3 separate regions of the Homo sapiens genome follow, and regions 1 and 3 are each linked to region 2. The links are chromatin contacts, found by Hi-C or POLR2A ChIA-PET in ENCODE. All regions are on one chromosome and are shown on one strand. The core of a region is the stretch at or near the end of the contact, and the rest is flanking DNA. Distances in the headings are between cores, read along the strand shown. Region 1 holds the start of MAGED2 (MAGE family member D2). Region 2 holds the start of RRAGB (Ras related GTP binding B). Region 3 holds the start of TRO (trophinin).

What was found. Hi-C counts contacts between places; a loop is a spot of excess contacts on that map. ChIA-PET counts read pairs that join two places held with the same protein, here RNA polymerase II (POLR2A). Pooled maps may share reads with other maps.
Region 1: a map of B cell shows a loop between it and region 2 (11-fold over the local background). The contact joins the promoter of MAGED2 here to the promoter of RRAGB in region 2. A Hi-C loop is called at or near these places in 8 of 168 maps with a recorded cell type or tissue (B cell, CD14-positive monocyte, CD4-positive, alpha-beta T cell and 4 more), 3 of 37 single-sample maps with no recorded cell type and 23 of 50 pooled maps. POLR2A ChIA-PET finds 5 or more read pairs at or near these places in 1 of 52 experiments (activated CD8-positive, alpha-beta T cell).
Region 3: a map of CD4-positive, alpha-beta T cell shows a loop between it and region 2 (7-fold over the local background). The contact joins the promoter of TRO here to the promoter of RRAGB in region 2. A Hi-C loop is called at or near these places in 1 of 168 maps with a recorded cell type or tissue (CD4-positive, alpha-beta T cell), 1 of 37 single-sample maps with no recorded cell type and 6 of 50 pooled maps.

Annotation. Positions count from the first base shown.
Region 1 is chrX:54,806,295-54,808,994 of GRCh38, forward strand. It overlaps MAGED2 (MAGE family member D2), which reads left to right and starts at 1,451. Exons shown (of 13, transcript NM_177433.3): 1 at 1,451-1,508.
Region 2 is chrX:55,716,278-55,719,048 of GRCh38, forward strand. RRAGB (Ras related GTP binding B) reads left to right here and starts at 1,472. Exons shown (of 10, transcript NM_006064.5): 1 at 1,472-2,142. The coding sequence starts at 2,051. RefSeq lists enhancers at 1,601-1,800, 1,961-2,090.
Region 3 is chrX:54,919,205-54,922,073 of GRCh38, forward strand. TRO (trophinin) reads left to right here and starts at 1,620. Exons shown (of 13, transcript NM_001039705.3): 1 at 1,620-1,674.

The sequences.
Region 1 (2,700 bases), core at 201-2,700, 910 kb before region 2:
GCAATAATTCAGAGAAAGAGAAAAGACAGGAAAACAGAAGCCTGCCTTGAATATGCAAGAAATTTGTGTGTTTGTCTATCTTGAATTATCCATGGAACACAGGGATTCATTATATGTTATTTACATAGTAAAAGGTGACCACATAAAGCAGAAGACTTGTGTCCATTTGAATTACATTTATATGTGGAAAGGCACTGAATATTATTTCTGCAACTAACAGTTGTGCTGAATTTTATTATGGTTTCTAATAACTTTTTAGTTGATGCTCTTGGGTTTTCCAGGTCTGCATTTATATATTCAGTAATTAATGATGATTTGTCTATTTCCTATTATTTTACATCTTATTTTGTTCTCTTGAACAGATCCAATTGGTTATGTGAATTTATTATGTGATAGAGGTGCCATTTCAAAGCAGAGAGGGAAAAGATGGATTAGTTTGCACATGATGTAGAGGTAAGAGACTATGATTTTGAAGAGTAATCAAGCTGAATCCGTATAGAAAATAAATTTTGAAATGATCAAACATCTAAATGTAAATAATAAAGCCACAAAAGTGCTTGAAAAAAAAAACGGGGTTTGTTATAGGAGTGTGAAAAGCATCTTTAAGCAAGCAGCAGAATCCAGTTGTGATGAAGGAAAAATGGATATATTTGACTACATAATAATTAAACATTTTTGTTTGGCAAAAATTATCATAAATAACATGAAAAATATTTGTAATATGTGACATGTACAGGAGAGACATTGCTGGCGGGAATGTTATCCATTTACTTTTTAGGAGTAAGTTGACAAATTTTGCATCAAAATGGAAGACTTTTTTGTAGCATTTGAGCTAGCAAAAAATACCATAAATAACAAAAAGTGCACCAAGCAATCTAAATGTACATGTGTACTGGACTGGTTCAATAAATTATGGGACATCTATGCAAGAAAAGATCATGCAGCTGTTTAGAAAAATGTGCACTAACGGAAAGATGTTTTATATATAACTGGAAAAAAACAGGTCGCAGAACAGAAGGTATGTATAGTGTACCATTTGTCGGAGAGAGAACCTGAATAATTAGTATACGAATAGAAAAAAAATCTGGATAGCAAAATGTTAATAGTGGTTATTTCTGGGAGATGAGTGGCCTTTCATTGGTGTGTTATATATTACTGCATTGTTTGAATTTTTACAACAACAACAAAAGAACAACATATTACCTTTGTAATAAGAAAAAATGAAGATATAAAAATAAATTCAATGAATGACTTGCTTTCAGGGGGCGGTTTGAGTTGGAAGAGCTTCAGACTGAGCCTGGTACAGTGGCATAAACATGGGCTTTGGCGTCAGACAGCCCTGAGCGGGGCCCCATTGCCCCACCCCCGAGGAAGGCGAGGGGGGGTGGCAGGGGGCTGCGGAAAGGGGCTGGGCTGGGTTGGGCTGTCTGCAGCTCTAGTCCAGGAGGCTGAGACTTCGAGAGGGACTTAGAGAAGGCAGACGCATCCCGAACTCGCTGGAGGACAAGGTGAGGGGCGTTGATATTGGGGTTTTATGGAGGTCAGACAGTGGTTCCAGACCCCTCGAACCCATAGCCAGGCAGATGAGCAATTCTTACTGCACCACTGCAGCTGAAGCAGAGGTGACCTGGAGTGGGGTGTAGGCAATGAGGACGACTGAGAAAGTAGTAGGCTGTACAGACTGGGAGCAGAGACTAGCGGAGGGAGGAGGGGAGAAAAACGGGGAACCAGGAATGTTGGGAGGGGGACGAGGAATACAAGGAGGGAGGGGAACACTGAGGGGGAGTGAAGATCCAGAGAAGAGAATCGGGGATGCAGAGAGGGATTAAGGAATACTGAGGGGCAGGGTGTGCAAACGTAACACGGAGGAGGATGTAAGAAATGGGAAGAAGGAATTCTGGAGTAAATAGGAAATGTGAGGTAGGAATAGGGAGTAGGGAGCCAGGCTAAGGGAATACGGAGGGGGGCATAAGGAATGAGGAGCAGGGAGCGGGGGAGGGGCAGACAGGCTGGGACGGAGGCCCCCTAGGGAGGCGGAAAGGGGCGGGACCACTTCCGGCCTAGAGAGGGGAGGGCAGTCTCCGAGTTTCGGAGGGGCTTGGAGTGAGTGGACGCACTCGGGAATTGTAGGAGGACGAGGTGAGCAGCCGGGTCGGCTTTTGGATGAGAGCCCCGCTAGGGGTCGGCCCCACCCTCTGGGATCTGGAGAAAACCTGCCTTAAGGACCGGATCGTACCGGATCCATCCGGCTGGGAAGGGAGGGGACTGGACCCGGTTTGGCCGGGCCCAAGATGGAATCACTAGCTCAGTATTTATTTGAGGAGGGGGTGTAATAGGGAAGGGGCGGAACCAAGATGCGCCTGTTTGGAGGGGGGCGTGTTAGGAAGAAGGGCGGGGCCAAGAGACACTGGACTCTGTAGGGCGTGAGTAGGGGAGGGGCCGGGTCCACCAGACACTGCGACAATTTTGGAGGAAGGCTTGTTGGGCAGGGGGCGGGACCGAATGGTACTGCGGACCTGGAGAGGGGCGTGTGTTGGGGCAGAGTGCCAGACTGAGACCACGACCATTGCGCATGCGCACTATGTTTCGCTAGAAAGGGGCGTGTTGAGAAGGGCCAGCACTGAGAAGAGCCAGCTGCTGAATGCGCATGTGCACGGTGGACATCAAAGAAAGGGCTCGTGCTGGGAAAGCGGGCGGGGC
Region 2 (2,771 bases), core at 222-2,721:
AGTGATGTTATTCCTGGGAGCAATTTGGGGAGGTTCAGACTCTTGCAGCTGGAGGCTGCATGGCCCCTGAATTGTAATTTCTAATCTTGTAATCTTGTGGCTAATTTGTTAGTCCTGCAAAGGCCGACTGGTTCCCAGGTAAGAAGGTTTTTTTGTTTTTTTGTTTTTTTTTAGTGGGGGGCAGCGGGAGGGAGAAAGGGCTATTATCAATTTTGTATCAGAGTTAAACTATAAACTAAATTCCTTCCCAAGGTTAGTTCGGCCTACGCCCAGGAATGAACAAGGACACCTTAAAGGTTAGATGTAAGATGGAGTCGGTGAGGTCTGATCTCTTTCACTGTCATAATTTCCTCAGTTACAGTTTTTGCAAAGGCAGTTTCAATAATAGTACTCTGTTTCCTGCAGTTTCTCTTCCTTCCTTCCCTTTTTTTCTTATCAAAGTAATATATGTACACACTTACGTGTAAATAATACATGTAGTATATCATATATTAATTATAAATAATATAATTAAACTACACATTTATTTAAAATAACATATTTATAACATATTATTTAAGTATTAGTTGATTATATTAAATATAATTAAATGTCATATTAATCTTATTATTATATATCATTTATACATTATAGAAATATATATAGCACAGAAGGGCTTCAGATAAAAAATAATAGTCCCCTGACATATCACGTCCTATCCCCTACCCCATTCTCCAGAAGGAACATCTTTGAACCCCTCTGGGCATTTTTCCTGGTGTGCATATCCCTACCAGTAGTCTTTCTGTTCTCAATTCTAGACTTCACTTATTTACAGATGGGGTCTCGCTATGTTGGCCAGGTTGGTCTTGAACTCCTGGCCTCAAGTGATCCTCCCTCCCCAGCCTCCCAAAGTGCTGGGATTAAAGGCATGACCCACCACTCCCAGCCCTAGACTTTATTTATTGACTTCTTACTATGGTACTTCCTTCACTTCCTGTTTTAAACAAGTGGGAAGATGAATGTGTGTGTTAAAATTCCTGATGAATCCCTGGTTTCAGCAATAACGATAATTTATACAGTATTTGCTATGTGGAAGACACAGTTCTAAGCGCTTTGGATGTATTAATCATTTAATTACAAACTCGATTGCAAGAATTAACAATAAAAAGCAGGAAGGCAAAGACAATGCTCGGTCTTCCCAGTCAAAAACCATTACCGGTAACCAGCAGTAAAAAAGAGAAGCTCAGAGGCACTGAAATTGCAACCGGCTCCTTTAATTCTCCATAGCGGATGGGTGGGGCCAGGCCCACCCACATTAGAGAGGCTGAAGGCTCCCAGCGCCCTACCCCGCCCGAGGGGCGGAGCCTGAGCCAAGGCCACGTGATGATGACAGACGGCACTCTGGCTTTCCTGGAGCTGTCTCTATGGTATTCTTCCCAGCCCACCCGTCCCTTTGGTAGCGGCAGTCACGTGACAGACTCCGGGGTAAGGCAGATGCCCACGTGATCCTGGCCTGCAGTTGGGTGGCTGCGGTGAGATACCTGGGTTCCTGAAGGGCGGGTGGTTAGGTCGTAACTACTGCCCCCGCCGGCTGACTCTCCGAGCGGCCGGGCTCGGAAGCCACGAGCCAGCTGAGGCGTTCTCCGCTTAGTGCCTACGGCATGGGTCAGCTCTTTCTGCCACCTCCGCCTTCGCGGTCCTCACCTCTTTGCGGGTGAAGTTACCTTTGGGTTTCCAGACCTTGGGGGCCTGAGGCCCAAACTCGGGACGAACCCCTAACCCACCTCTCTTTTCCTGTCATTCTCCAACTCTTACTTTGTACCACGGAATCACTTGGCCTTAAAGCTAGCCAGCTCGGCCGTGCCTTGAGGCCAGGTTCGAGAGATAAAGGTAACCGTGGGGAAAGCGGCCCCCCAGTGGACAAAGGCGGAGGCAAGAATAGAGCAGGCCTGAGGGCCATAGGCGATGAGAATAGGCAGTTGAGGGGTGAAAAAGAAAACAAACAAACAACAACAACAAACCCTGAAGAGTACTGAAGATTTAGAAGGGACTGGAAAGGACTTGTTGCGCAATGGAAGAATCTGACTCTGAGAAAACGACGGAGAAAGAAAATCTGGGGCCGAGAATGGATCCACCACTAGGGGAACCGGAAGGATCGCTTGGGTGGGTGAAGGGTATTTGTGAAACCTGGAAGTGGGGGTGTTCAAATTGAAGAGAGTATTGTGAATTAGAACACTTCTCCCCACCCCGCACCATGATAAATTGCTTTGATTTACCAGTAATGTTGATTGGGATTATGCTTTGGACGACAGGATAAACTGGAAAGCGAATTGGTGCTAACTGATCAGAAACAACCCTTGGGAAGGGGCTGATATTCCTGGTGGTGGTGCTGGGGGAGTGTTCTAATTAAAGCAGTTATGAGTTGCTTTGAATTATCAGTAAAGGAGATTTGCTGTCACCAGGTTGGGGATGGAAAGACTAGAAAGAAGATTTGCATTTCCAGGTCAGAGCTTGAGGGTGTTTTCTGTGCCAATTTGTACCTGAATTTGAGACTTACATCTACTTTGTGTCTGTGATGAGTGAAATAGGGCTTGGAAGGACAGCTGAAGGACTAAAAAGATACTTCCAGATTTTAAAATTAGGAGGCTGAATGTTTTTTATACATAGAAGATATTCAATACTCAGTCCTCAAGTAGAGGATATCAATATATTCTGTTTTTTTAGAAATAGAAGATATTGTTTGATTAAAGCAGCTGTGTTGCTTTGATTAAGATGATGAAAAATTGAATCTT
Region 3 (2,869 bases), core at 370-2,869, 800 kb before region 2:
TACCATTTGACCCAGGCATCCTATTACTGGGTATACACCCAAAGGACTATAAATCATGCTGCTATAAAGACACACGCACACATATGTTTATTGCGGCATTATTCACAATAGCAGAGACTTGGAACCAACCCGAATGTCCAACAACGATAGACTGGATTAAGAAAATGTGGCACATATACACCATGGAATACTATGCAGCCATAAAAATGATGAGTTCATGTCCTTTGTAGGGTCATGGATGAAATTGGAAATCATCATTCTCAGTAAACTACTGCAAGGACAAAAAACCAAACACCGCATATTCTCACTCATAGGTGGGAATTGAACAATGAGAACACATGGACACAGGAAGGGGAACATCACACTCTGGGGACTGTTGTGGGGTGGGGGGAGGGGGGAGGGATAGCATTAGGAGATATACCTAATGCTAAATGACGAGTTAATGGGTGCAGCACCCCAGCATGGCACATGTATACATATGTAACTAACCTGCACATTGTGCACATGTACCCTAAAACTTAAAGTAGAATAATAATAAAATAAAATAAAAAAGACTTGTTTTTGGCCTAACTTATGATCTATCCTGGAGAATTTTCTATGTGTGCTTGAGAATATTATATATTCTATTGGATAAAATATTCCGTAGGTCCTTTTTGTCTAAAGTGTATTTCAAGTTCAATGTTTCCCTATCGATTTTCTGTCTGGATGATCTGTGAATTGTTGAAGATGGGGTCTTGAAGTCTCCTACCATTATTGTATTGCAGTCTACTTCTCCCTTCAGATCTATTAATATTTGTTTTATATATTTAGGTGCTTCTATGTTGGGTGCATATATTAAATATGTTTATAATTATTCGATATTCACGATGAATTTATCTCATTATCATTATATAATGACCTTTAAGATCTTTTATGGTTTTTGACTTTAAGTCTATTTTATTTGACATATGTGTAGTTATCCTTGCTCTCTTTTGAATGATTGATGGAATAGATAAATGTCATGAATTGTTTTCTGCATGGGGGCACAGTGCACCATGTCACAAGAGACAGTCTAAGTACAAACTGATATTGTTAAAACATCAATATAGTCATTGTGGGATCAATAAAAACTTTTCATAGATTTTTATACATTACTGTTTTTATTCTGAATTGCATAAGATGGACGGGCACCCTATCTTTTAGTGTTTAGAACCTCTAAATGTTTTAATGTGGTAACACTTGAAAAACAGAAATGAATATGACCTAGTCCCCTGCTCCAGAGCAGCTCTAGGGAAGAGAGACATAGACACAAGGTATAACAACACTATGTAAATAGTGTTGGGATAGAGGGTCTGTAGGAAGGGTTGGTGTGGGAGTTCAGAGAACTACATTCCTCCTAGGGGAAACAGGAGAATCAAATAGGAACGGAGATACAGAGTGGGGAATAGAGAAGTCAAATGGAGAATAAGAGGGAGTGATAACTGAATAGGGGTAGTAAGAAGAAAAAGGGAGCTACATTGAGGAGAATGGAAAGTTGAAAGTAGGTATGGAGGGGAGGAGACTGACAGGCAGGAACGGAGACCCCCCTCTGGAGGCGGAAAGAGGCAGGACCACTTCCGGCCAGGGAGGGGGATAGGCTCAGACACAAGGAGAGGCTTGGAGAGAGCAGACGCCTTCTGGATTCAAGAAGACGAGGTGAGCTGAGGTACCTGGCTTTAGTGAAGACCCTGTGGGGGCTTCCTGGCTGCGGCTTCGACGTGCCTGACTCCACACGCCCCTAAGGTTTGAAGAAAACCTGCTGGAGGTTTGGGACCTAACCGCATCAAAGTCGCCTTTAGCGGTGCCTGGACCCAGTTCGCACGGGAGGAAGTAGGAGGCAGAATCCCCTTTGGGCCACAGAAAGTAACGATCTGGACTCGGTTCGGGCCGTGAAAGGGAGGGATGCAGACCTAGTTGGGACCGCAGAAAGGAAGGATCGAGAAATCCTTCAGACGGTAGCAAGAGGGGAGGAGGATACACACAGTTCGGGAGGGAGATAGGAGACGGCAGGACTCCGTTTAGGCTGGAGAAAGGGGGCAGTACCCCGTTTGGGCCACAGAATGGAGGGATCGGGACCCAGAGATAAGAGTGGGCAGCATCCCTTTTGAGCAACGGAAAGGACCAGACTCAGACAGGAGAAAGGAGGGGATATGACCCGGTTGGTTCCGGTTTGAAAGGGAAGAGACAGGACCTGGTAGGGTTTGAGAACAGGAATACACAGAAGGTTCATACAGTTGGATTTGGGGGTGAGGTATTCATGTTGCAGAAAGGGCGGAGCTGCACACTTGCAGACGTGGAAAGAGGGGGGAGTGGTGTTGGTTGGGGAAGGGGTGGTGCAGAGACGTACCGCAGAGCGGAGGGAGGGGGCTTATTAAAGGAAGGGAAGATGAAGAGAAATGCTGCAGAGCGGAGGGAGGGGGGTGTATTGGGAAGGGGCGGTGCGTGGCAGTACCGCAGAGGAGAGATGGGCGGTGTTGGGGTAGGGGCGGTGCGGAGTGGTACTGCAGAGCGGAGGGAGGGGGCTAGTGTTGGGGGAAGGGTTGGATCGAGATGTGATGCAGTTAGAAAGAGTGGGTCGGGGTGGCGCCAAGATGTTCTGTTGCTCTGAGAGCAGGGGGCAGATGTGGGATTGAGCTGGTTAGAAACTGTCCGGTTTACCAAGGCGCATGCGCGCGGAGGGCATTGAAGAATGGTTCTTTTGGGATAGAGGTGGGCCTAAGATGGGGGGTGGGGGCGCCTCTAGTCGGTGCGCATGCGCACTATCGAGTTGCGGAGGGGGCGTGTAAAGGGGTGGGGTCGTAGAACTGACTCTCTCGGAGGCAAAAGGAGCTGGGCCTTGGAAACCAGATGG